Regions from separate parts of the Mus musculus genome. Here all the other regions are linked to region 3. Evidence: chromatin loops called from intact Hi-C (ENCODE). Cell type or tissue: heart. All regions are shown on one strand.

Region 1 (8,000 bases), 82 kb before region 3:
TTCATCCATGCATTCAACCAATCTCAGATCAAAACTATTGGAAAAGTCAAAAAAAAAATGACATCTGTCATTTTGCTCTTGTCATTATTCCCTGGACAATATCGCACAAAGATTATTTGCATAGCATTTGCATCGCATTGCCTCCCTAAGTAACCCAGAGAGGTATGCAGGAAGATATGTGCAGTTATATGCAAATACTAACTACACCATTTTACATAAGAGACTTGACAGTCTATGGATTTTGGCATCTAAAAGGGGGTGGTCCTGGAAAGAACCCTCCTGAGGATACCAGGGAAGGCTTTGTATCTGGGATCTGTGCTAAGCAAAGCAGTGTTAGCAGAGCAAAGCCAAGTTTTCAACTATCTTATCTCCTAGATCTATTATAGGTACTCACAGGCATAGATAACTAACAATTACTGAGAAGAGGGGTAGATCTGAGGAGGTGGGCAACCCCGGAGCTTGCACAACACTCAGGATGGAAGACCCTCAGGGTTGGTGCTGACATCAAGTAAAGGTGACAAGAGGATGGATGGTCATTTCCAGACTGAAATCCAACAGTTTCTAAAGATTACCAAGTAAGCAAAATGACCTAGTTAACTGGGCTTAAAGCAACACACACACACACCAGAATAAAACCAGACAAGCCCTCACCCTCATAGAGTTTAAATTCTAAATTGAGGACACAGGGACAGCAATGAAGATTTAAGAAAAGTTGTGATGTTTTATCAAGAAAGTGAAAAGAGGGAAGAGAAGGGGAGGAGGGGGGTAGAGCAGGTGACTATTTGAAGAAGAAAGGTCTGGGAAGGTCTGGGGGCAGTTGGTGGCTGGGACTGCGGCATAGGTACAGAGGCAGTAAGAGAAAGATGACCCTGATTGATCGGGCCAGGAGAGCGCATGTATGCTTCTCCACACACTGGGACACGTACCAATTGTCCCAGTGGTGGGAACATGGAGCCCATGATTTTATGAGTCAAAGAACTTTGTTAATACAGCGACCTTAGTATCTGCTGAGTGAGGGGCTCCTTGTCAGAAGACCACAGTGTGACAGAAAAGCCTAAAGCTTCACCTGTCTGCTTCCTCATGGGTACCACCGGCTCTGCCCCACTGGCCACCACACTTAGTACCCCTAAGACCCTCATCTCTGTCGAGTCAATGCTACCGAGGAGGGATCTCGATGCCTAAGGCCACCTCACCTTGGTGCTGAGCGGGTGCCTCTCCCCCACAGCTCACAATCCACTAAATCAGATTTCGTCATCAGCATCGTGACTTTAACAACAAGGGGAGAGGGAGATGCCTGCTTCTTAAGGTTTTTCTCATAGAAGCTGCTTTTGGGGTCCCTTTGAAGAAAAGTTCAGAGAGGAGGGCCCAATACCAAGATGCAGTGAGTAGACAGGAAACCGGGGTGACTGAAAAATTTGTCTCCATAAATAAAGGAAGGAAAATATTGAGATCTGGCATGGACCAGTGAGGATGTGTCAAACTGCTCTGCTGTGTTCCTCGCAGACACCATAAAAGAGATGAATGGGAAAGACATTCAGATCTAACTGACACTTTCTGAGAACCTTCCATTTCCCAGCTGCTCTTCCGCCTCGCTCAGTTCTCACAGCGACTCCATGAGACAGGCATAGCTATTCCCAATGACAGAATTCCCGATGACAGATGTGGAATCCAGGAGTAAAAGGACTTGCTCAAGGTCGAGCAGCTCAAAACAGGAGATGGGCTCAGAACAGCCCATCTCACCCTAGCTTGAGACACCAGATTCCTACCTTAGAGCCCAGTCCACTGCTGCATGGGCTGGGGTGCATCCGCGGTATGATGGTTTGGATGTAGTATGTTCTCTGCAGGCTCAGGGTGAAGATTTAGAAGGTGGTACCGCCCTTCCTTCTCTAGAGGAAGTGGATCACTGGGAGAAGCCATTGGGGCTGGTAGCACATTCCAGCTGCACTCCTGCTGCCCTAAGGGGCCTTTCAACACCCCTTCACCCCACTGATATCCTTGCACTGTAGACGAGATAGCCCCCAGCAGCTTTGCACCAGGTATTACCAAGCAACAAGAAGGGTAGGTAACTAGTGAGAGGTCAGAGGGAGCCCGCAGACAAGCAGAGTGGGCCATTGAGCATGTGTCCCCCTTGTAGGAGGCAGCGGGATGGCCGTCAGACCCTCACCTGAGAATCAACCACTCAAGTCCTGGCCACACGTGGTCTTGCACAATTTTAGAGTGCATGGGAGGTGGAAAGTTGCCTGGGGGGCAGGAGGACACCATTGACAAATCTTCTGAGAGGTTGTCATTCATGCTCCTCTGAGAAAACTCATCAACTTGGTGGCTCCCCGAGTGGGGCTTGGATGGAGGAGGTATTGTTGCCCTGCCATTGATTCCCTATTTGAGGTTAATAGATATTTGTCTCCTCAGGGAGATATGCAGCATGTCACCACTATGCTATTCACTCTGCCAAGACCCCCCAAAGCAGTGAGCCAACTTACTATGGACCGAAACATTCAAACCTGTGAGCTGAAATAAACCCAGCCCCTTATCAAGTTGATTAGTTCAGGTATAATTTTATAGCATCACAAAGGAGAATGTGGGGATTTACATGGACACCAAGCTAGCTCATTCATTCATTCATTCATTCATCCACTCATTCAAATTCTCTCTCATTCTCTCTCTCCCCACCTCTCTCTCCCCCTTTCCCTTCCACCTCTTTGGCACAACTCCCCAAAACACAGACTTTGACTTCTCCTCTCAGAGGGCACCAAAGTCACTAAACTTTCCCCAACCACCAGAAACACTGCACATTAAGCAGAAAGAGAGAGCACTTAACAGAGAGGGGAGGCAGCCCAAGTATTGGGGCTCTTGCCCTCATGTGGAAGCTGCAGGGGGCCGGGAGAAGGCCCACGTGAGTGGAAGCTGAGCCAGCTCTCTCTTCTGACTACACTCCACAGCCTGGCCCATCCAGGAAGCCTGCTGCCAGACGGTCTGGACTGCGGAGACAGTGAGAGACAGGATGAGTGTGCGAACACCTCACGCTCCTGCTCCACTTAATACCACATGAAATCATCACCTGATAGTCCTCCCCTACCTTCCTCCTGAGTCACGTCCAAACCTGAGCTCATCCATCTACACGCCCACGCCGGCGGGAGAGGAGGCAGGGCCTTGGACAGACCTCGTCTTACTCATCTGCTCGGTGTACTGATGGAGATGCATAGAGAAGGAAGGAAGCGGGGTGACATCTTGGTTGCTTAGGGTCTGGGCTAGGAAGAGATCTGAGACTGGCCAAACCCTCCCCAGCCAGAGCCCAAGTCTCCCCCAGTCCTAGCATTTGTCTGGAGACACCCATCAGTAAGGAGACTGGATGCAGTAACTTGCAAGTACTGATGATTAGCAGACAGAACGAAGGGCTCACAGGAAGAAAAGGAGGGGAGAAGAGGCAGAAAAGAGGAATGTACACCTGCCCTGCCATTCCCCCATCCGTGACATCTCTCCCACCCAGGTACCCTCTTATGAGGCCAGGTCCTGACTGTCACCTGAGCTCCTATCTCTGCACACCCTGGGCATGAAGCACATGTTCCCACATCCTGGTCTCTTTCCTTCGGTGTCCCTGGGCATCAGGCACACTTGGGAACCTGCCTGGGCTGGCTCCTCTCGTGCTCTTGAATTGAAAAAGGCATAAACAAGTGGGCCAGAGGAGTGATTCTGATGAAGACCTTATCAGCTAAAGACGTGAAGCATCTGGAAAGAGTTAGTGCCACGCAGAGGGTAAAGATTTTCCCAACGATAAAGCAAAGCAGAAAAGGATCTCTGCCAAGGATGCTGATGCTGATGCTACCCCAGCTTTGCAAGGAGCCTTGCTGGTGTCATAGAGGGCCCAGGTCTGAGCTTCTTTTTCAAAGATTTATTTCTATTGTTTTTAATTCAGGGGGTGGTATAGGTATGTGCCCTGAGTACGGGTGCCTGCTGTGGCTAGAGGTGTTGGAGCTACAGACAGGTGTGAGTTGTTGCCCAATGTGGGTGTTGGGAATGAACCTGGGTCCGCTGTGCTTAACCACTGAGCCATCTCTTCAGGCCTGGGCTTCTAAGGCATCTTTGCATGCACATTGTGTACAAGAGGGATCCCTCTGAGTTCTGACCTTCCCTGGACCCCAGGCCCTGCCTTCATTTACAAAAAGTCCTGCTGACTTCAGTCTCCTAGAGAAGATGCCTATGACTTATGGCCGAAAGCACCACCAAGAAGGGCTGGAGATGGTCATCAGTACAAATGGGTGCAGTGCCAATTTATCTCCACCAGGGGGCACCAGCCAAGGCCCTGGAGGAAACTCTATCCACATGGGTCCCCAAATTCCACTTGATGGCTATACCAACTCCAATGGCCTCTAGTCCCTGTGATCCTAAGCTTACCCATGAGGCCACAGGAAGCCCATGCTCACCACACTTCTGCAGCAGCTACCTGGACATGAAGCACACTGTGGGGGTGGTACATGCCTCAGTGATAGCCCATGGTGGGCTCCGAGCCCCATACCCACCCCAGCATGACTCTACCGTTCTTCTCAAGCTAACCATGGGTGCATCCCACCACTACCTTGTACTGAGTGTATGTATGCCTAGCACTCCATGACCACGAAGCATGAAGGCGGGCACAAAAGAACATAATAAGCATGCCTACCTTCCCAGGCGTACAATGTTTTCTACCCCCGGCTGATCAATACTGTGTGGATATACAATTGTATGTCACCCCCAAAACACAACCAGGGAAAAGAGTCCTAGTTCTCAGACTCGTTGGTCTTCAGTGAAATTAGCAGAAGCCATGGTGAGAGGGCACAGCACAACACCCAGAACGGCTAGACCAGGAACAAGACAAACTGCCAGGAGCTTAGCCATGGCCCTTCCACACCTGCTTCACCCAGATTGGTGCAGCCAGCTTGGAAGACCAATAATGGCCTACAAACGTAGACTGGTGTAGACCCATCGTCTATGTCTCAGTAATTGCTCTCTGAAGTCCGCCAACAGAAAGGGGTCTGATGAATACGGTATGTCAGAATGTCTACAGAACTGTTGCTTCAAAAGTAACCCAAATCTGGAAAACTACCAAAATGTTCAGCAAGGGGAAAAACCAAACTCCATCAACTGTGACCCAGACACAAAGCACAAGGATATTCAGCCATGAAAGAGGTTCCGGACACTCACTACATACGTGAATCTTCTTGGTTTAAAACTGTTCTTTTAAAGCCAGGTACAAAAGAGAGCCTACAGTATGTCTAGTTATAAAGTTCAAAAGCAAATCTACGCTAGCCGCTGTCCGGGTGGTGGTTATCCTTGACCTAGAAAGGCTATAGCAGTGTGGAGTGGGTTTGAAGGTGTTGAAACTGCCCCTTAGTCGGGGCCTGTGGATGTATTCACTTCATTAAAACTGAATGCTGAACTTTGAAGAGTGTGTTATCCTTTGACAGAAAATCAAGACAACTTCCCATTTCCAAACCATCTGCTCACCCGTGTGGCCCCTCTCGCATGAGAGGCCAACCTGTCCACATGAGGCTGATCACGGATCGGCTCTGACTGTAGCAACTGCTGTTTTTCATCTCGACGGCACGGACCCGAGCTCCGTAGTGTAACGCTTTGATCCTATTCTTAGTAAAACCTCATTAATCAGTAATAAGAAATCCTTCCCAAATTAGTGAAAAGTACAAAATATGGAACATTTGTCTAAAGAAAGGCGGCATTGCGCTTTCAATAGCTGAACACATTAAAATTAAAATCTAAATGTCTACTAAAGTTAATGGGAAAAAAAAAAAAAACAGTGTGTTTCAGCTGACATTGCTTGAATGTTACTAGTGCCCTGTCCTGCCCATAAGAGGTCCTTATGAATGGCAAATACATCTGCTGCATGACAAAGTGACCAAATACCAGTACTTTGAGGGTCACTCTGCCCGGGCTGTCTTTCACTCCCACACCCTGGTCACTTCCTCCCCAGCCTATGGACTGGCAAAGCTGACTTCCTCCAAACCACAGGTCCTCCTTGAGGACCGTCCTCCACAGAACGATGCCCGTGAACATGACCCACATACAGGCTGCTTGGGAGACTTATGACACCCATGAGAGTCTGGCACCACCAACGATGGGGGCCGACTCCAGCAGGCAGCAAGATGAGAACTCTAGGCATCATCATAAATAAAACCTCTGCTCGGTAGCTAATCTCACAGGCGCCTCGCAAATGCTCCAACAGCTCGACCAGGGCTCACGTGCAGCCTCGGGAGCTCCCAGAAGGAGGAACCTATCTCCCTGACCGACTCTGCAGGATCAGCTCTGCCAGGGAAGCTTGCCGGGCCTCAGTAGACCCTCTCTATAATGGGGAGAAGAGACTCCAACTCTGCCCCAGCTTCACAATGTAACAAAGGAGCTGACCTGCTGGCGCTTTAAATCCCCCTGGATGCCCCTGCCTGACCCAAGAACCTGGGGAGTAATGGCTCAAAGGAAGCAATTTTCTGGAGGCCACGCTAGAGTACAAAGAGCAGCAGTACCTGCCCAGGGGATTGACATTTGACAACATTTACTGAAAAATGAGTGAATGACCCGGTTCCCAGCCAACACCCCTCAGTCAGGAGTAAGCCACCCTTCGCTCTCCTGCCCTCAGAGAAACAAGCACTTGGCTTGGTAAAGTTATCCCCTGAGCCTGGCCCCTCTGCTGAGACCGCCTCACTCTATGCCTGGGCACTGGGGCCTGCAGACCTCCATGCTATCTCGGGAGAAGGGAAGGCAGGCGGCTGAGTTCAGCCTCCCTTCCCCCAGCCTGGGCTGTGAGCAGACTTCCCCTCCTCCAGCCCCACCACCTGTCTCTGACCAAAAACGGATCACAGGGAGGCATTTCCTGCACTCTGCAAGCTTACTGACCCTGGAGGTTAATCCCGCTGCTCCTGTGGCCAGGCCACAAGCTGAAGACACCCTCCCTGTGAGTGAGCCGCAGAATCCTAGAATTTCAGGGCCCTAAAGAGTCTGAGATGCCAGGAAGTTCCAGGCTCCGAAATGTCCAGGGATTATCCCAAGGTCGCACAGCAGAAACTGGAAGGCCTACACAGCTCCGTCCTGTGGTCTGCCAGCCTAACGCTGTTCTCTACACCCGAGAAGAACCTTCCCTGGTCCTGAATGTTGCCTGGACACAGAGGGAAGAACAAAACCACCCATCAGCAACTTCTACCTCCAGCAAAGGATGGGGGTCTTTTGTATCCGCCACCCTGCGCTGCCATACCACTCTTCCCGGGAAGTATCCCTACCCAGCATCCTACTCCAGAAACGGCTGGAGTCACTCTCCCCTAGCCATCCTGAAACAACGGCAGAGCCAGGGAGAACAGCTACACTGGCAGGAGGAGAAGAAAGTCCAAGAGTAGGGAAGAGCAGGGAGATCTGGAAGCAGCCTCCAGGCCTCTGCTGCCCTTCCAAGTCTCCGTTACTCAGAGTATCTGTCCTTGGCTTATTGGAAAAGTACACTCCAAATGCCCACCACACCACATGTGGAAAGGTGAGCTCTCTCTTGCCTCAACTGCTGACTTCAGCAAAACTCTGCCTTCCTTTCTGCTTCACAGACTCTGGATCCGAAAACAGACATAAGCTTGCCTCTCGGGGCAATAATGAGAACCAAAGGCAACTATCCCCACAGCGGTACACAAGGACAGAGAAAGCTCCACTCCTTCCAAAGCCCGGCCATCATTTCCTTCCTCCCTCTTCTCCCACTAGGGGTTTGCATGAAATGAACACTGCAGCCCTAATCTCAGGGCCGTTCATCCTAGGACACTACAACTGGTCATCTTAGTGCCTTTCCAACTGGCCCCCACCCCAGCTCATCACCATGCTGCAGGCCAGAACCTGTGGCAGAGGGCTGACCAGGGTTGCGGCTGCCTCCCCAGCAAGAGTGAGAAACACATCAGGACATCAGTGAGAGCAGGTGAGCCTCTAATGTCCCCAAGGCAACAGCTCACACTAGAGGTTTTCCCGCATCCTCCAAGGCAGAACGTGGG
Region 2 (8,000 bases), 110 kb before region 3:
AGTCGGCACGCCATTTTTAATGTTCCTGCCAAGAGTGCCCCCCACCGAGCCCCCACCACTTCTGCAGGCAGATTAGCTTTCAAATGTGAGCAGGGACAAAGCTGGCTCAGAAGACTTAACTCTGCCCGATGGGTTTAGCCTAGCTTCAAAGCTTCCTCATTGGAACCAAAGGAGCAGGCACATCTCAGTGGGGGAGGGGGGACCAGCTGGGAGAGGGGAGGACCAGCTCAGGGAGGGAAAAAAAGGAGCATGGCTCCAAAGCCAGATTACTCACCACCACCACGACAGCTTGCAGCCAAGTGACACAGCAAGACCTGTCATGGTGGCCACCATCAGAAAAAAAAAAAAAAAAAAAAAAGAAGAAACTCAGTGAAGAGTCTATCACCGTCTTCTCCCTTGCCTGGATCCCAGTCTCACCTGGTCACCTAGCTCCCTCAAAATCTCAGGGCAACTTGCTTTGTTATCTGTGTAGCTGGTCTCTACTAAGCAGTACTTGGTGGAGTTAAGTCTCTCCGTTGAGTGCCTGCTATCTTCCTATGTGTGTCTGACTCCATGGAACTCTGAGCAGCTCAACAGGGTGGTTTACGGCAAGTACTCAATGAATGCATGCTCCCAGGCCACAGGGCATCTGTTTGTCCTTTCAATAGAAGAAAACAGGGAATCCACATGTTTTGCTGATTGTATTTTACAAACTAAGGAGAAAGGAGGGAAGCCTGGAGCTCTTTGTAAATTCTTTTTCTTTCTGATAGGAGGAACGTTTCAGAGAATGGGAATTAAGAGTATAGCCGTGAGGGGGGCAGGGAGAGGAAAGGCCAAGGCAAGCCAGGATGCTGGGTCCAGACCTGTAGCTGCCCACCCTAATGTGCTGGGGAGGCAGGCAGACCCCACCTACACAGTTCCCACCCTTGGCAGCCCTGGGTTCAAGTGCTGCACACAGGACAGGACAGATGACCTCTTGATTCCATGACTTCCTGGCCTAAGAAAACTGATCTGCCTTAGCCTTACCAACTGGAGGCTCCTGTGCATGGATCGGGCATTCAGCAAATAGTTGTGGAGTGAGTGAATGGACCCAACTGGGACCCAATACCCTACTAAGCCATAGAAAGCCTGCTGCCAAGTTCAGCCAAGGGCAGCCAAGCCCAGGAGGTAAGAGCAGCCAGAGTGTTACTCGGAGGTAGAGGCCGGCTGGTGTTTGCTAGGTTTGCTGGGGCCAGGCCTGGCTGGGCTGGGTAGGACTGGGGCTTCCAGAGCTCTTACTATTTCAACTGGGGATTTTTCTAACTCTCCCCTCCTCCTCCTCCTCCTCCTCCTTGGGCCTTCCTGATTGACAGCAATTGCTGGCTCTGACATGATTTAAAAATAGATATTAAGACCAGGAAGTTTAATTTTTAATGCTTTGGAAATGAACACAGGGCTGGCATTCCTTCACAGCCAGGTTCCAAGGGTCTCTCAGCGTATCTGCCAGGTGCTTCATCAGCAAGATGACCTCAGCAGCCAGACCTGACCCCACCCCATATCCAAAGATCTGCTTGTAAGCAGCCTCCTGGGGAACCATCCCTCACTTCCAGCACTATGGGAAATCCCTAACCGTGTCCCCCACCCCGTGCTGCCTGCTTCGCCTGCATCTCCTGCATGGAGAGATGAGCTGAGGCCAAGGCCCAACCTGACTGCCTTCTAGAATCCCTCAAGCCAAAAGGTACCCCACAGATTCGCTATAGCACTATAGGTTTCCTTAATTCACCGTACACAGATCTTAGTCTAGAGCCCACAAAGGCACTTATGGTGTGGCCATGCTGATATGGACCATGTGTGGCTAAGGTAGTGGAGAGGCCTGCCCTGGCCACCTACGCCCAAAGACAGAAAACAAGAGGAGCCTGACATTCAGGAAGATTCACCAGGAAACGCCCCCTGGCACTCAACCTGTGGTAGCTCTATGTCTTCCTTTCCCTTGCTCTAGCAGACACACTCAACACTGTCTCCTCTGCTACTAATTGGCCTTTTTAAAAAGGAGCAATCCACAAGGAATAGGCTTCCAAGGGAGCCAGGGTATCCCTGCTCTGCCAGCCATGACTTAAAGTGATAGGACAGCTCTGCTGGCAAGCAAGAGAAACGACGTATCCAGAGTGGCAGTTAGGGTACCCGTCTGCCCCAGCCCCCTCCATCTCAGACAGAACTGGATTCAACTGGATTCACATTGGGAGGAACTGGGCTGAGATCAGGATTTGCTGGCCAGAGAAAAAGTCATGTGGCTCCGGCACAAAGAGATGCATCTTGTATCCCTACCCCCACCCGCACCCCCACCACCACCATCCCCTTCCCCTTAGCAAAAGCACTCCAGGATATTCACTTAATCTCTGCTTGGAATATTCTTCCAGGCACTCCTGATAGGATCCAGAGGTACATGGGCTGAAAATTGTGTAGACTACAGCCTCCTATTCCTGACCATTAAGAAGCCAAAATTCTCTGTGGCCCTGAGAATCAGGGTGGGGATGGGGTGGGGTGGAAGGGACCGTGAAACAAGGATGGCCACAGATCCCGCTTCATTCTCTCCATCTATGTCAGGCCCCAAGAAAAGCTGCCCTCCTGGGTGCCCCCAGCTCCTCTGGTGCACTGGGCTGCCTACCAGGCTAGAACTGTCTGACTGAAGCCAGCATGCCAGGAACAGACCTGGACCCCCACCAGCAGGCAGGCACCCAGCAGCCCGAGAGGCACCTGCCCCTTTCTTCGTAAGAGGGAGGAGCAAGAACAGCCCAGCTCCACTCAGTCCTGCCCAGAGTGATGTCACCAGACCCTCACCAATGCCACTGCACTCAAAGTTCCACCCAGTGGTGAAGCAGGCAGCCAAGGGGGCTGCAGCGTGAGCCCACCAGAACCACACTGAACCAGGACTCCCCCAGAGGCTCCATCATATAGGAGGTGTGGTACTGTGTCTGGGAGATGACCAGCAGGCTCTGGATCCTGACTAGAGTCAAGTTCAACTCCAGGACTCAGAAAAAGCCTCTCTGGACCACGACAGTAAAATGTGATGGCTACATGCCCTAACTCCTGATCTCAGTAGGCTGAGTTTGACCCCTCCCTCCCTCCACTGTCTTCATTTCCTCCTGTGCTCCCCACTCACTGTGCAACAGAGCATCAGAGTCCTCCCAGGAAGTCCTCCTAGGAACCTTGCACATCCTCCCTACCACACTGTCTCCTCTCCTTCAGCATTTTCACCTGCTCCACCCTACATCAAGCTGAGAAGCACCTGCCTGGAGAAGGTCCTCACCTGAGTCCAGCATGAGGACTCACCATCCCCACATCCCTCCAATTCCCAGAAAGCACTGGCAAGTACATGGGGAACCATTCCTCTTCTGCTAGATTCCCCATCCTTCCTAAGATCCGCACCTCACTTCTGCATCTCATGTGGTAGTGGCATTTAAGAAATGTGTCTTTGAAACTCAACTTGCCCTAGTTTGTGATTTGTCATCAGAATTCTGAAAATATTAATTAGGGTGTCGGGGAGTGGGATAGTGCATCTCTCTTCTCTTCCAGGGGAGTTCTAATTAGGAGCAGGTAGTAAGATCTTTAACTTCTAACCTCACACTGGAAAGGGCATGTGTGTCAACAAAGTGCTGCCATGTTTGTAGAAAAGATAAAATCACTCCTCACACCAGGGCTTGAGGTGCTAGAAGGCCCTTATTATCAGCAGCTTTGCTATCTAACTTCTCTTCCCCATTACGTGGGACCTGGGGATCCTGACCAAGTAACACCACACTGTGATTCACTCCATTTGGTTGATTATAAACATATTACAGGTCCCCTGCCCCAAACCAAGCTAGAATCATTCAGAAGGCACCACAAGCAGTTATACCAACTTCAGCCAGCAGGCGGCGAGATGAGAATGGCCAGGAGCCCAGGCTGCTGGGCGAGTCACTGGTCAAAAGGCTCTAAATATCTACGCCCACAGAGTCTTCATATAATTAATATATGTGCAGTGGGGCAAACCAAAAAGGTAGAATGAAACTATGAAAGAGGAAAGAGAAGGTTGGAGCAGACAGCAAACATGACAGCACTGGTGTCGACCGAGACACCAGGGAAACGCACACAAGTACTTGGCAGATACAGATCCTGGCAAAGGAATGGAGAGAGCATAAGGCACTGGCTACAAGACGGTGACAGAGTAATTCTTAACATTCCAATGGTTCTCGTCACCAGAGAATCAGAGTCTCTGACCCAGCTTTCCTACAACTCCAACCACGTGACAGGTAACCCTAATCATCACAGTGCCCCTCCCCCTCCCCACCCCCACTATCCCATCCGGGAGTATGGAAACACCCACTTCATCTCAGACCCGTCTCATAGGGGAAGAAACCATGCACTCAGGTGCCTCCTTGACCCCCAGGCTATCACAGAGCTAAGGCAGTAAGGGCCGTGAAGACCATCCATCCTAACAGCCTGGATGGAGAAGAAGCCCCAATCTTAAGGGGCGCATGAGTCACTCAAGGTCACACAAAACTCTAACAAAGAACAGAAGGCAGAGGAGACTCACACTTCTTCCTTCGAAGCCTAGAGCTTCCTTCCCCTTCTCCAGAAAAGTGGCCCCCTCCACATACACCCCCCCAAAGTTTTTCTTAAAAGTGGATCACTCCACAGGAGATGCACACTACTGCCATGCAGCCTCGCTGAGATGTCTTTCTCCTGCCCCCAGGCTCCTCCTGGACCATGCTTGGCAGCTGACGGCCTCCAGCCAGTGGCAGGACGGAGCCTGGGGATGAGCCAAACATCTGTGCTGAGTAGTCTGAGCTCTGGTGAAGAAAGACGGAGGCAGGCAGTAGTGAGGACGAAAGAAGCAGAGATGAATTAAGTTTTCATCCAGTTTGTGTAACTCGTAAGTACTTGTGCACACAGTCACCAGCGTCACACATGAGACAGACGATATTCCCAAGCCAGCCCATCCATTGACACTTTCTCTAGAAAAATCATCTCCCTTTGTCCTTTTTGCTCATCCTGGAGGCTCCTGGAGCCTGGGAAAGAGTGGCCTGGCCAAGTGCTGGCTGCCCAGCCCACAGCAATCCCTCAAAAGCAGCAGCCTGTCCCTCATCGTGTATGGCTGCTTCCTCCTCTTCCTGGGAACCATGTAAATGAGCAGGGGACTGTGACCTCCACACCCCCACCCCACCCCCACAATGCTACAGACTGGCCTCCTGCCTCCAGGAGCAATAGAAGAAACTCAGAAACCATCCTCACGGCCCCCCACCAACCCAGGGGCACAGCTGTGCCGTCTGACCCACACCCATGATGCAGGTTCCCTGGTGCAGGTACTTCAGTGTGCCTTTTTTTTGGGAGAAGGAAGCAGTGGCAAACTTTCCAGCTTCCTGGGAGCAGAACGTGTCTCTCCTGGAAGACTGACAAGTTGAAGCCTCCATTCAGCCATGGAGAAGAGGGAAAAGGGAACAGAAAGATGCAGGGAGTGGGAGGGTGCCTTCAATTTTTAAAAGCACTTACCTTTGGGCAGATAAGGTAGAGCGAGGAGGAAGTAGAAGATATTCCTAGGGTGGAAAGCAAGGAGAAGGAGCAACGGAAGACTCAACAGTAAGGACTTACCCAGAATATCAAATTGAAGAGGAACATCGTGTACTTCAAGCAGCAGAGACAGCCCCTGGCCATGTTGCACTTCTTAAATTCTAGGAGGAACACAAAGGACAGGTCCAGGTAAAACACCACGTACTTGCTGCCTTTGGGTGCATTGTACTTGTCAGTCTTAATGCCGGCCTCCGTGCGGCTCTGACCCCGCGAACCCGCGGTGCCGTAGAAGGCGCCAGCCGTGAAGCCGCGGCCGAACGGGCGGCCAGAGGTGGACGGCTTGGCAAAGTCCGAGTCCTTGCTGTCCAAAGATGGACTCCGGTGGATCGAAGAATCCTCGCTACTCGACTTCTCCATGCTCGCCTCGTTCCCGGGGGGCACGAGGGGCGGGGGGCATTGCTCCCAGAGTGGGACGGAGGGGGCACCCCGGTCGGGCACGGGTTCTGAGCAAGCTGGCTGTTGGAGCTTCGCACGCCCCCTCTCTGCACCCGCGAGCAATAGCGGAGCAACCAACTGCCGGGGGTTCACTGCCTCTGGGACGGCGCCCCGCTCCCAGCCTTAGCCCGCTGGCCCGGGAGGGCTCTGCGGCACTGTTATAAGCACGCTTGGGGAGCCGGCTCGCCTGCGTAACTAGGCTTCTTTAGGGAGGCTGCAATTTGACTGCTCTTTCCCGGGCGGCTGCACCACCGACCGGACGCAGCACTCGAGGCGAAAGGGCGCTGGGATCCAAGCTCCGCAGGCACGCCTCTTCCAACCCGGAGCCCCACCACTTTGCGGGCGCTCGGCCTCCCTTGCTCCGCGACTTTGCGGAGCCGCTGCCGGCCCTGGGCTGCCCGGGTGCGCCGCGGGCAGAGAGCCTCGGATCCGCTGCAGCTGCAACCGCTGGGCTTGCCCTGCGAAATTCCAGCCCTGACTCTCGACTCTGAAATCGCCTAGAGCCCCTTCCCCGGGCTCTGGGCCCCGCCCCCTGCTTTGCATCCGACCAATGGGCTCAAGGTCTGCCTGGCTCCGGTAGGGGAGCTACCCCCCTCCCCAATGACACAATATCTTTAATAGGATTAGCGGTCTGCTTGTGTGCCTAAACTAGTGTGCCCAGAACCCTTCTAAATGTCAAGGGCTCGCTCAGTGGCTAGGAATGAACTAACACCTCCATGGGAAAGCACTGGTTTCTTGCCCCAGCAAGGGCCGCGACTAGAGGAGGGGGAGAACTGGAGACACCAAGAACCCTAGGAAGCCAGAGGATAGGTCTGGGGGGAAAGGCTGGAAGGGAAAGAAACGGTGGCCACTACTAGGCTGGCCTCCGCCCCCTAGGAACGTCGGGCCTGTCTAGCCTGGGGCACATGGTCCCAAGCAGTACCTTTACACACACACACACACACACACACACACACACACACACACACACACACACACACACACACACACACACCACGCTTTTGCACACGTGAGAATGGCTACTGCGCACTGGTAGAGGGGCCGCAGCAGAGACGCAAGGTGTAGGAAAGCGCCCTCAGGCCTCCGCGGGGCGCGCCGCCCTCCCTGCCCCCTCCACGCGCACACGCACGCGCGGCTCCGAGAGACTCCTGCAGCTGCGCAAGCCCCCGCCTCCGCGTTCCCGAGTGGGACGGCGGGCTGCAAGGGGCAGGCGGCTCAAGTGGGGCACTGCTTTTTGCCAGCAGAAGAGCAAGGTAGCAATGCTTTTTTGGTCACACCCGAGTCCTCTCGGAGCCGAGGTCAGAGAAAAGACAGGAGGTATGTGCCTGCCAGAGGAACATCCAAAAACAGCCCTTCATCCTCTTGTGAAGCGCTGCAATGAAGACAGCCTCCTCTGGGCTTATATGCAGAAGTCTGCATTGCTGACCTGGGGCCACCACGGTTTGCAAATGATAAAAACTAGAAGACTGAGTGGGGTGGGGGTGCGGGGGTTAGACACTGAGTCTCTCCTTTGTGCAGTGAGTCAGTGTGGGAGCTAAGTTTTACCAGGCTCCCAGCAGCTAACAAGGAGCTCAGCCTCTGGAAGGTACTCCATAGGGACGGCTAGATGGAGTCTACTCTGCAACCCCCAACCCTCTATCCTGAGCCCCAAGGGGGAGCCCTTGAGGAAACACCATAGTACTACTGCCTGCCCTTTGGGCAGCACAAAATCTAGTTAGGACAGGAAGTTACTGGAGGCACAGATAGACTCAGATGGTTGTGGCTATGCCCCGAGGGGTGGGGGGTGGGGGCAGTGATTCCAACTAGGGGGAATTCACCTTCACTTTGCCCCACCACCACCCTAGAGGTGATAACTCTGAGATCTGTTTTGACTCTTCTGGGTCCCTTCTGAACTCAGAAGCAAAGCTCTGTGTGAACAACCACCACTGGGTCTCTCCTTTGGGGACCAATGGTCCTGAGATACTGTCTGAAAAAAAAAAAAAAAACAAAGACAAAAGAAAAAA
Region 3 (8,000 bases):
GGGGGAGGCAGAGAGAAGGGGGAAGAGGAGAGGGAGAAGGCTCAAAAAAAAAATACAAAAATGTCATAATGGAACCTGTTACTTTGTATGCTAACTTAAAATGAATAAAAAGATGTAACGTATAAATTGACTGGGTGCTGAGATCATGTTACACTGTTAGTTTAGGTGCTACTGGAGGCCCTGGAGACTTTCATCCTGGTCCTCCAAAATGGGGAGCAGGGATGGACAGAAACTTGCCCAAGGCTTCACACGTGGCGGAAGGGAGGGAGCAGATAGGCTCAGTAAAGATGGAGACAGACAGATGCTCTACGAAGCTTCCAGATCCAGCCCTACTTCTCTCTCAGTAAGCTTTGTAGCATTAAAGATAATTTATTCTAGTGCCATCTCCCTAACCAAGAAGGCGGGTAAAAGTAAGACCCCAAGGACAAGTATAGATCATTAACAGTAAATCCAGCGTATGTGTGGCAAATGCATTTGGCTTACCATAAATTACCACATGAACACTAGTTGTTAGTATTAATATTACATCTCTGCTCGCAGAGTTCAAGAGCCCTCCCAAGCAGACCAAATAGAAGAAAAGACAACAGCAGACCATTCTGAAGCACTCCCATTGTTCCTGGCCTTGTGCACAGTGGGTCTTCAACTAAAAGAACTGAGTAACACTTGGAGTTGTACATACCCCAATGTCCTTCCCTCTCTCACCCCACCCACCAACTCTAGACTCAGCCACATCAAGCACCAGGACCAGGCTGATATAGGAAGTGTTGTGATTGTCTGACTCCTGCCTGCTGCATTCCTCAGCTAAATATAAATGATTTGCCAAGTCCATTGTTTGAGATGCTCCACAATCCCTCTCCTATTGCTCGCACCTGGAAAACAAACACACACACACACACACACACACACCCTTCCCGGAGGCTGTTCTGAATAGAGAAGGAGCAGACAGGTCTGTAGGAATCAAAGCAAGAGTTCTTTGTGCTTTCCACTAGTCCAGGAATGCTGCCTGGAGGAGGAAATGCCTGAGTCACCCCAGGGGAGGGGGCAGATGCAGGTCAAAAAGGCAACTTTAGTTCTCTGAGCCAAGAAAGGTAAACTGCTGCATTCTTGCCCACGGTGTGAAGAGGCAAGATCATTCCAGCTTTGCGGAGAGCTTACTACACCAACTGCCAACTTCTCCAGTCATCTGGAGAAAGATGCTAAAGAGATCAGTATCCTTCATAATAGACAGAAGCGAAGGAAAACTCTGGTCCATGATGCACGGCTACAATTGCCGCTGTCACAAGCTGTTGCTTGTTTAGACTTTTTTTTTTCAACCACATGAAAGTTTTTTTAAAGGCCCAAACTTGAGCGCACAGATGGGCTACATCGCAGATCGAGGGGTGTGCCAAAGCCCTGTCACTCTAAGAGCCTCTCGGCCAGCAGTAGCCTGAGGAATAGCTGGGGGGTTCAATGGGTCTGTAGACAGGCCCAGACCGTGTCTGCGGCCCTGGGTGAACCGTCTCCAGCCGGTCTACGAGATCCCTGACGGCTCCGGGGGGGATCTCCCTTCCTGTGGCATCTAGGGTCTCCCATCCCTGGGCTGGGGAATAAGGCGGCTGAGGTCCACAGCCCTGCAGCCCCACATTCCTGAGACCTCGCTGACCCTCACCAAGAGCCTGGGGGGCGCGGTGACAAGCCCCTCACGTCCCGGCCCCTTCCCGCCCCTCCTCTGTCACCCCTCCCTCGACCCACCCTCCTACCTCCCCCACCCCGGGGAGTTCCGCCTCCCCGGGCGCCCCCAGACTCCCACCCTGCTAGGAATCCGATCGAGGCCGGGCCCCGCCTGCGCCGCGCTGAACCCCAGCAACTTCGCGCGCCCCGGAGCCCCGAGTCGCCAGCCCGCCCGGGCCGCACTCACCGCGCTTGGACTCGGTGTGGCGCCCCGGCTCCGCTCCCTCCCGCACCGCGGCGGCCAGCGGAAACGGGGGGCGGGGCCGGCAGGCGGAGGGGGTGGGGCCTCACCGGGCGGCGGGGCGGGGGTCTGGCTGCACGGGGGCGGGACCAGTAAGGGGCGGGGTGGGAGGGGCGGACAGAATGGGGACCAGGCGTCCGAGCTGTGGGAGGACCCGGCTGCCAGAGGCAAAGCAAAGACGATTGAAAGAGGCGAAGGCCTCAGGGGAGCCCCCTCCACAATGGCCATGTGTCCCGCGTAAGCACTGGAGGGAGTACGGTGCTGTTTTCCTCTCGGGGTTCTAGGAACCTCCCTCTGCACCCCGATTCCCTGTTCTCCTGTTCTCCCAAGGTGGCACTACTGCGCCAGTCGCCTGCGACTATCTGACGGCCCCGCCCCCTCCTGGGGCTGGACCGAGGGAGGGCAGGGCCTGAAAGGTGGAACTCGTGGGCTGGGCACTCACACAAGCTACCCCAAGGCTGCCGAACCAGGGTCTCAGCTTTCCGGCTCGTGTCCGTCTTCGGGCCTCACCATCCTCACCCCGCACCTAAGAAATACTTGCCTGGTATTTCGGGAGGACTATTTGAGATGTTGACCACGCGGGTGTGAGTTAGATAACTGCCCTAAGATACCCTGTTGGAGGAGCGGCTACCTCCACTTGAGCTAGAGACTCCAAGGGTTAGCGAAGGACACTCGAGGGAGGGACCGAGCGGAAGCAGGAGATTCATCTCTGGCCTACCTTCCTGCAGGCATAGATTCATATAAACACCTCATCTAAACTTGTTTCTGAAGTGGACCCTAAAACTCTCGCCTCTCTGTTCGTATTGTCATAGAAAGTTTTCTGTTCTCATAAGTGCACTGAAATCTCAGCAGAAGAAGAATGTTTTGAGACAGATCTCACCGTGTAGCTCTGGCTGGCCTGAAACTCACTATGTAGACCAGGCTAGCCAGGACCTCACTGAGTGGATCACCCATGCTGACCTCCAATTCACAGAGCTCTTTCTGCCTTTGCTTCCTTCCTAGGTGCAAGGATTAAAGACATCCCACCATGCCCAGTGGAAGACAACTTTTTCTTTCTTTGCTTTGCTTTGATAGTCGCTGGCTATGTTGCTCAAATGGCCTCCTGAGGGGCTGGGACTGTGAGCACAGGCCACCAAATCCAGCTTGAGATAAAGTGTTTAAATCGCAAGGCTCACCCCTGTATTCTCCAGCTACCTGGCTGTTTCCACTTCTCTCCTGGGTTACCTCACATGGTCTTGCTTGTTTCTGTTAGACTTAACCCATAATCCAGCCCCTAGAACTCTCATTTCCCACAGAGAGAAATGGTCTCCTCTCTTCCTTCAGAGTCTCATTCACACCCAATCCCTGGGATGAAATCTTGCCAGGGTGACCCCCACCGGCAGCACTACGAGGGATCAGCTCTGCCTACTTTGCAGTTGAGGGGGTACAGAGAAGAGGCCTGGTGATGGAATCAGACAAAGCAGCCTGCTAAGGTGCAAACTCCCAGATTCAGAGCCACATGTGTCTGATCCTGCCTGCCTCTTCTAGGCCGTGGGCTCTAGGCCATGGGCTCCTCACACCAATAGCACCCCTCCAAGTTTAGGACATGTGAGGATTGTCTAAGATAATGAAAATGGATTGGGTGAATGCTAATTCCACCCCTACACACACACACACACACCTCACTTGAAAGGAACATGAGCAGATCTGACATCTTGGAATTACGAGAACCTTGAGATATCTCTCCTCAGTCGTAAGCCAGGTAGCCCAACTCACTTTGACACAGCCAGGCACAGAGAGAGCTGGGAGCCTGTAGAGCTCATAGCTTCAGGAAAATGCTATTGGAAACGCTGAAGGAAAAGGAATTAATTATTCAGCACAAAGAAGCAAAGTGACCTATGAGCTGTGTGGTAAGCATGCTGTGATTGTGTCCACTGAAGGGAAAACGCAAATAAACCTTACAGTGAAGCTTTTGGAGAAAGAACTCCAAAACCCATGGGTACCAGGCTTCTGAAGAATTCCACTATGTTTCAGAAACAGTGAAGGATAACTGTATATTGAGCTAGATACACATACAGGAAGTTCATCCAAGTTCTGGGGGCACATTACATCCACTGCTCTTGCCCTGGCATGGCTTTTAATAATTCTGCTTTTGCTCTCAGGATACCCTAATTTGCACAATAAATTATATGCCACTTTAACTATGACCACAGGCGATACTCGGAACAGCTCCTCCCAGCCCCGAATGCCAATGATATTTCTGGCTTTTCTGGGTCTCCCAGAGTTTCGTAAGATAGAAAGTTGGTTTATCCCCTTAAAATTACCATACCAAATCAAAAATGATAATAAGCAAAAAGTACATTTGCAGCCAGCCGCCCCAAGTCAAGGGACAGTGGCTGATGGATGGTGCCACCTCATGGGAAGAATTGGTCCTGCAAGGACACTGAGTTTCCTGTAGACTGTGACAGCTAACATCTACCAAGAGCTTGTGTGCCACCACTGTCTCCACAACAACCTCTACCATCCCATCATTCTATAGAAAGGGAGATTGAGCCTCAGAAAGCCAGGGAATTCCTCTCAGGCCATTCAAACGGCAACAAAGACTAAGCGAGGAGGCCGGGGAGGTGACTTAATTGATAAAATGTTTTACTAAGTATGAGGACCTGAACGTAATACGTCCGTTGGTAATCCCCCAGTAAGGAGCTCTGACAGGAGGATAGTGGGGACTCACTAGACAGTGGGGCAAACTCCAGACCCTAACTCAACAAAGAAGATGGAAAAGAATAGGAAAAGACACCACACTGACCTGGGGGGTGGGGCGGGGGGAGAGGATGATGATGATGATGATGATGATGATGATGGAGGAGGAGTAACAAGTCTTTGTTTTAGGTGTTACTGGTGTTGGCTGGGAAATGTAGCTCTGAGTAGACCACATGCTTCGCATGCACCAAGGCCTTTGATTCAGTCCCCAATACAAACAAACAAATAACTTTGCTCTTTAATCGCTGAATCTGGCAACTGTGCCCATTTCATTGATCATAGATAAAACAATTGCAAAACATTCATTAGCAGGCAGTTGGAGCTGCATAGCAACTCCCTCTCTCACAAACAAAAGCAAATGAACAGAGAACAAAATAAAACATGCACTGAATCAAAGACTGGCAAACATAAAGGCCCAGAGAGTAAATACTTCTGGCTCTGTAGGTATACATTCTCTGTCCCACTCATGCAGAACAAATTGTACAAAAACCATAACTGTACAAAAATAAATGAACATGACTGTGTCCCAATAAAACTTTATTTACAAAAACAGGAACTGAACTTCAGTCTGCCAACTCCACCTCCAACTAGTGTCTTTTTCATATTGGGGTGTGCCAACTCCTGCCTAGCCTCAGATGTATTGTGGGAGTGGGGAATGTAAAACACAGAAAAAGATTAATCATTGAGCATAATGACTACCAGTAATCCTATCAGCATGTATATACATGTATGCGACGATCAGCAATTCTATCAGCATGTATATGCATGTATGTGACCAAAAATGGGCCCGCACCCACAGAAGGAGTGCCTCTCAAGTAGAGACAGGTTTAGGGTGAGTTTTATAAGGTCTTGATTAGACCTGCCTGAAGAAAAGCAGATTCTGTGTCTGGGTCAGCATGGACTGTGTAAAGAGAGAAAGGCATTCCTCAAACCACAACAGGAATCCCAGAAGTCAAGGAAAGCAGAGCTCCCCTGCAGGAGACCTTCCGGTGAAGCAATGCTGTGGGCATTCCTCTCCTGTGGTGCAGAGCATGAAGAAGCACATGGTAACTATCTGTGAGGGGAGGGGACAGGGGGAGGACATGCATGCGGGCACTCACCAGCAGAGCATGTGGCTAGCAACTGTGAAATCCTAATGGTTGCTTGAAATCAATAAGTACAATAGTGATGGACACATTAGCCATGTTTACCATCAGTTTTCTCATTGAGCAACTATAGAATGTTAGTCTCTGCTCATTGAGGGCAGTGACATAGTTTAAAACTCACACCTCAGATTCTACCCTGGAGAGCACGTATAAAAAGACTGCTCAAAGATGTCCCTCAACAGAGGAGTGGATACAGAAAATGTGGTACATTTACACAATGGAGTACTACTCAGCTATTAAAAACAATGGATTTATGGAATTGTTGGACAAATGGATGTATCTGGAGGATATCATCCTTAGTGAGGTAACCCAACCACAAAAGAAGTCATTAGATATGCACTCACAGATAAGTGGATATTAGCCTAGAAACATAGAACACCCAAGATACAATTTGCAAAACACAAGAAAATCAAGAAGAGAGAAGACCAATGGGTGGATACTTCGTTCCTCTTTAGATTGGGAACAAAACACCCATGAAAGGAGTTACAGAGACAAAGTTTGGAGCTAAGACAAAAGGATGGACTATCCAGAGACTACCCTACCCGGGGAGCCATCCCATAATCATCCACCAAACCCAGACACTATTGCATATGCCAGCAAGATTTTGCTGAAGGGACCCTGTTATAGCTGTCTCATATGAGGCTATGCCAGTGCCTGGCAAATACAGAAGTGGATGCTCACAGTCATCTATAAGATGGAACACAGGACCCCCAATGGAGAAGCTAGAGAAAGCACCCAAGGAGCTGAATGGGGTCTGCAACCCTATATGTAGAAAAACAATATGAACTAACCAGTACCCCCAGAGCTCATATCTCTAGCTGCATTTGTAGCAGAAGATGGCCTAGTCGGCCATCACTGGGAAGAGAGTCCCCTTGGTATTACAAACTTTATATGCCCCAGTACAGGGGAATGCCAGGGCCAAGAAGCAGGAGTGGGTGGGGAGGGGAGCAGGGCAGAGGGAGGGTATAGGGAACTTTCAGGATAGCATTTGAAATGTATATAAAGAAAATATCTAATAAAAATTAATTAATTAATTTAGGAAAAAAAAAAAGACTGGTCAATTCAAATCATGGTGGTGGGAGTAGAGAGGAAGCTCAGTGCTTAAGAGCAGGCTGCTCTTCCAGAGGACCTGGGTTTGATTGCCAGCACTCACGTGGCAGCTCATAACCCTCTCTAACTCCAAATCCAGGACATCTGATGGCTTCTAGGGGTGCTGTACCCACATGGTACACAGTTGTGATTGCTGACAAAGCATTCATACATATAAAATAAAACACACGGTAGTGCATGGGCGGCAGAGGTAGGTGAGTCTTTGGATTATAGGCAAGTCAGGTTGATGTAGTGAGTCCCAAGCCAGTTAGGACTACATAGTGAGGTCCTGTCTCAATAAATAAATGAATGAATAAATAAACATAAATAAACAGGAACTGAAGAGATAGCTCAGAGGTCAAGATCCCTGCTCTTCTGGCCTCTGAGAACACTAGACCTGCAAAGGTTTTACAGACATACATGCAGGAAAAACACCCATACACGTAAAATAATGATAAAATAATTTAAAGATATAAAATAAAACCTTTAGCCAGGAATGATGGCCACCACTATAATCCTAGCACTTGGGAGTCAGGAACAGGCGGACCTCTATAAGCTCAAAGCCAGTCTAGTCTACACAGTGAGTTCCAGTCCAGAGAAGGCTACAGAGTAGACTCTCAAAAATAAAATAGTAAATAAACACTACACCCAAACGTGAGCTTGCCATAGCACTGAAAAAGCCAGTGATGCGGGGGGTGGGGGGGTGGGGGCTTGATCTAAGATACAGACAGAGACTCACATAAGCAGAGGAGCACACCTGCCAGGCTCAGGAGTTCCATGTGTATTTATGCTCTTTACTAAATAAGTCATCACCGAAGTGTTTCAAACAAGAGAGCAACACTTGCCGTGTGTGTAGTGGCGCATGCCTGTAATCCCAGCACTTAGGCTGAGGTAAGCAGATCACAAGAATCACGAATTATAGGCCATTGTGTGTGACATTAAAAAGAGAGTGATGTGATCAGATTTGCATTTTGAACCTCTGACTCTGGGTGGAGTAGAGAAGGGATTAGAGGGAACTCAGTTTTAAAAACGGATACAGGAGACTTCAACAATAAAGCTAAAAACGGAGCTTTGTC

The links. Hi-C counts contacts between places; a loop is a spot of excess contacts. Peaks named below come from ENCODE experiments on the same cell type or tissue, not always from the same donor. Only the 100,000 strongest peaks of a DNase experiment are listed, where the experiment ranks them.
Region 1: it touches region 3 in a loop (6-fold over the local background); 3 of 42 quality-filtered maps call a loop at or near these places.
Region 2: it touches region 3 in a loop (5-fold over the local background); 16 of 42 quality-filtered maps call a loop at or near these places.

The regions. Positions count from the first base shown.
Region 1 is chr6:128,059,415-128,067,414 of GRCm38, forward strand. It overlaps a transcript of Tspan9 not described here. Among named protein-coding and RNA genes, the nearest start is that of Gm34416, 24 kb to the left of the region's middle. In heart, a CTCF peak has its summit at 4,281 (motif pointing right); a DNase peak (open chromatin) is centred at 4,347; H3K27ac peaks cover 4,224 bases.
Region 2 is chr6:128,028,583-128,036,582 of GRCm38, forward strand. It overlaps Tspan9 (tetraspanin 9), which reads right to left and starts at 6,480. Exons shown (of 7, transcript NM_001379136.1): 1 at 5,584-6,480. The coding sequence starts at 5,919. In heart, CTCF peaks have their summits at 6,047 and 7,657; DNase peaks (open chromatin) are centred at 3,899, 4,749, 6,019, 6,539 and 4 weaker places; H3K4me3 peaks cover 4,020 bases; H3K27ac peaks cover 5,243 bases.
Region 3 is chr6:128,141,617-128,149,616 of GRCm38, forward strand. It overlaps a transcript of Tspan9 not described here. Among named protein-coding and RNA genes, the nearest start is that of 9330102E08Rik, 38 kb to the right of the region's middle. In heart, a CTCF peak has its summit at 4,348; DNase peaks (open chromatin) are centred at 865, 1,495, 2,075 and 2,305; H3K4me3 peaks cover 2,708 bases; H3K27ac peaks cover 2,676 bases.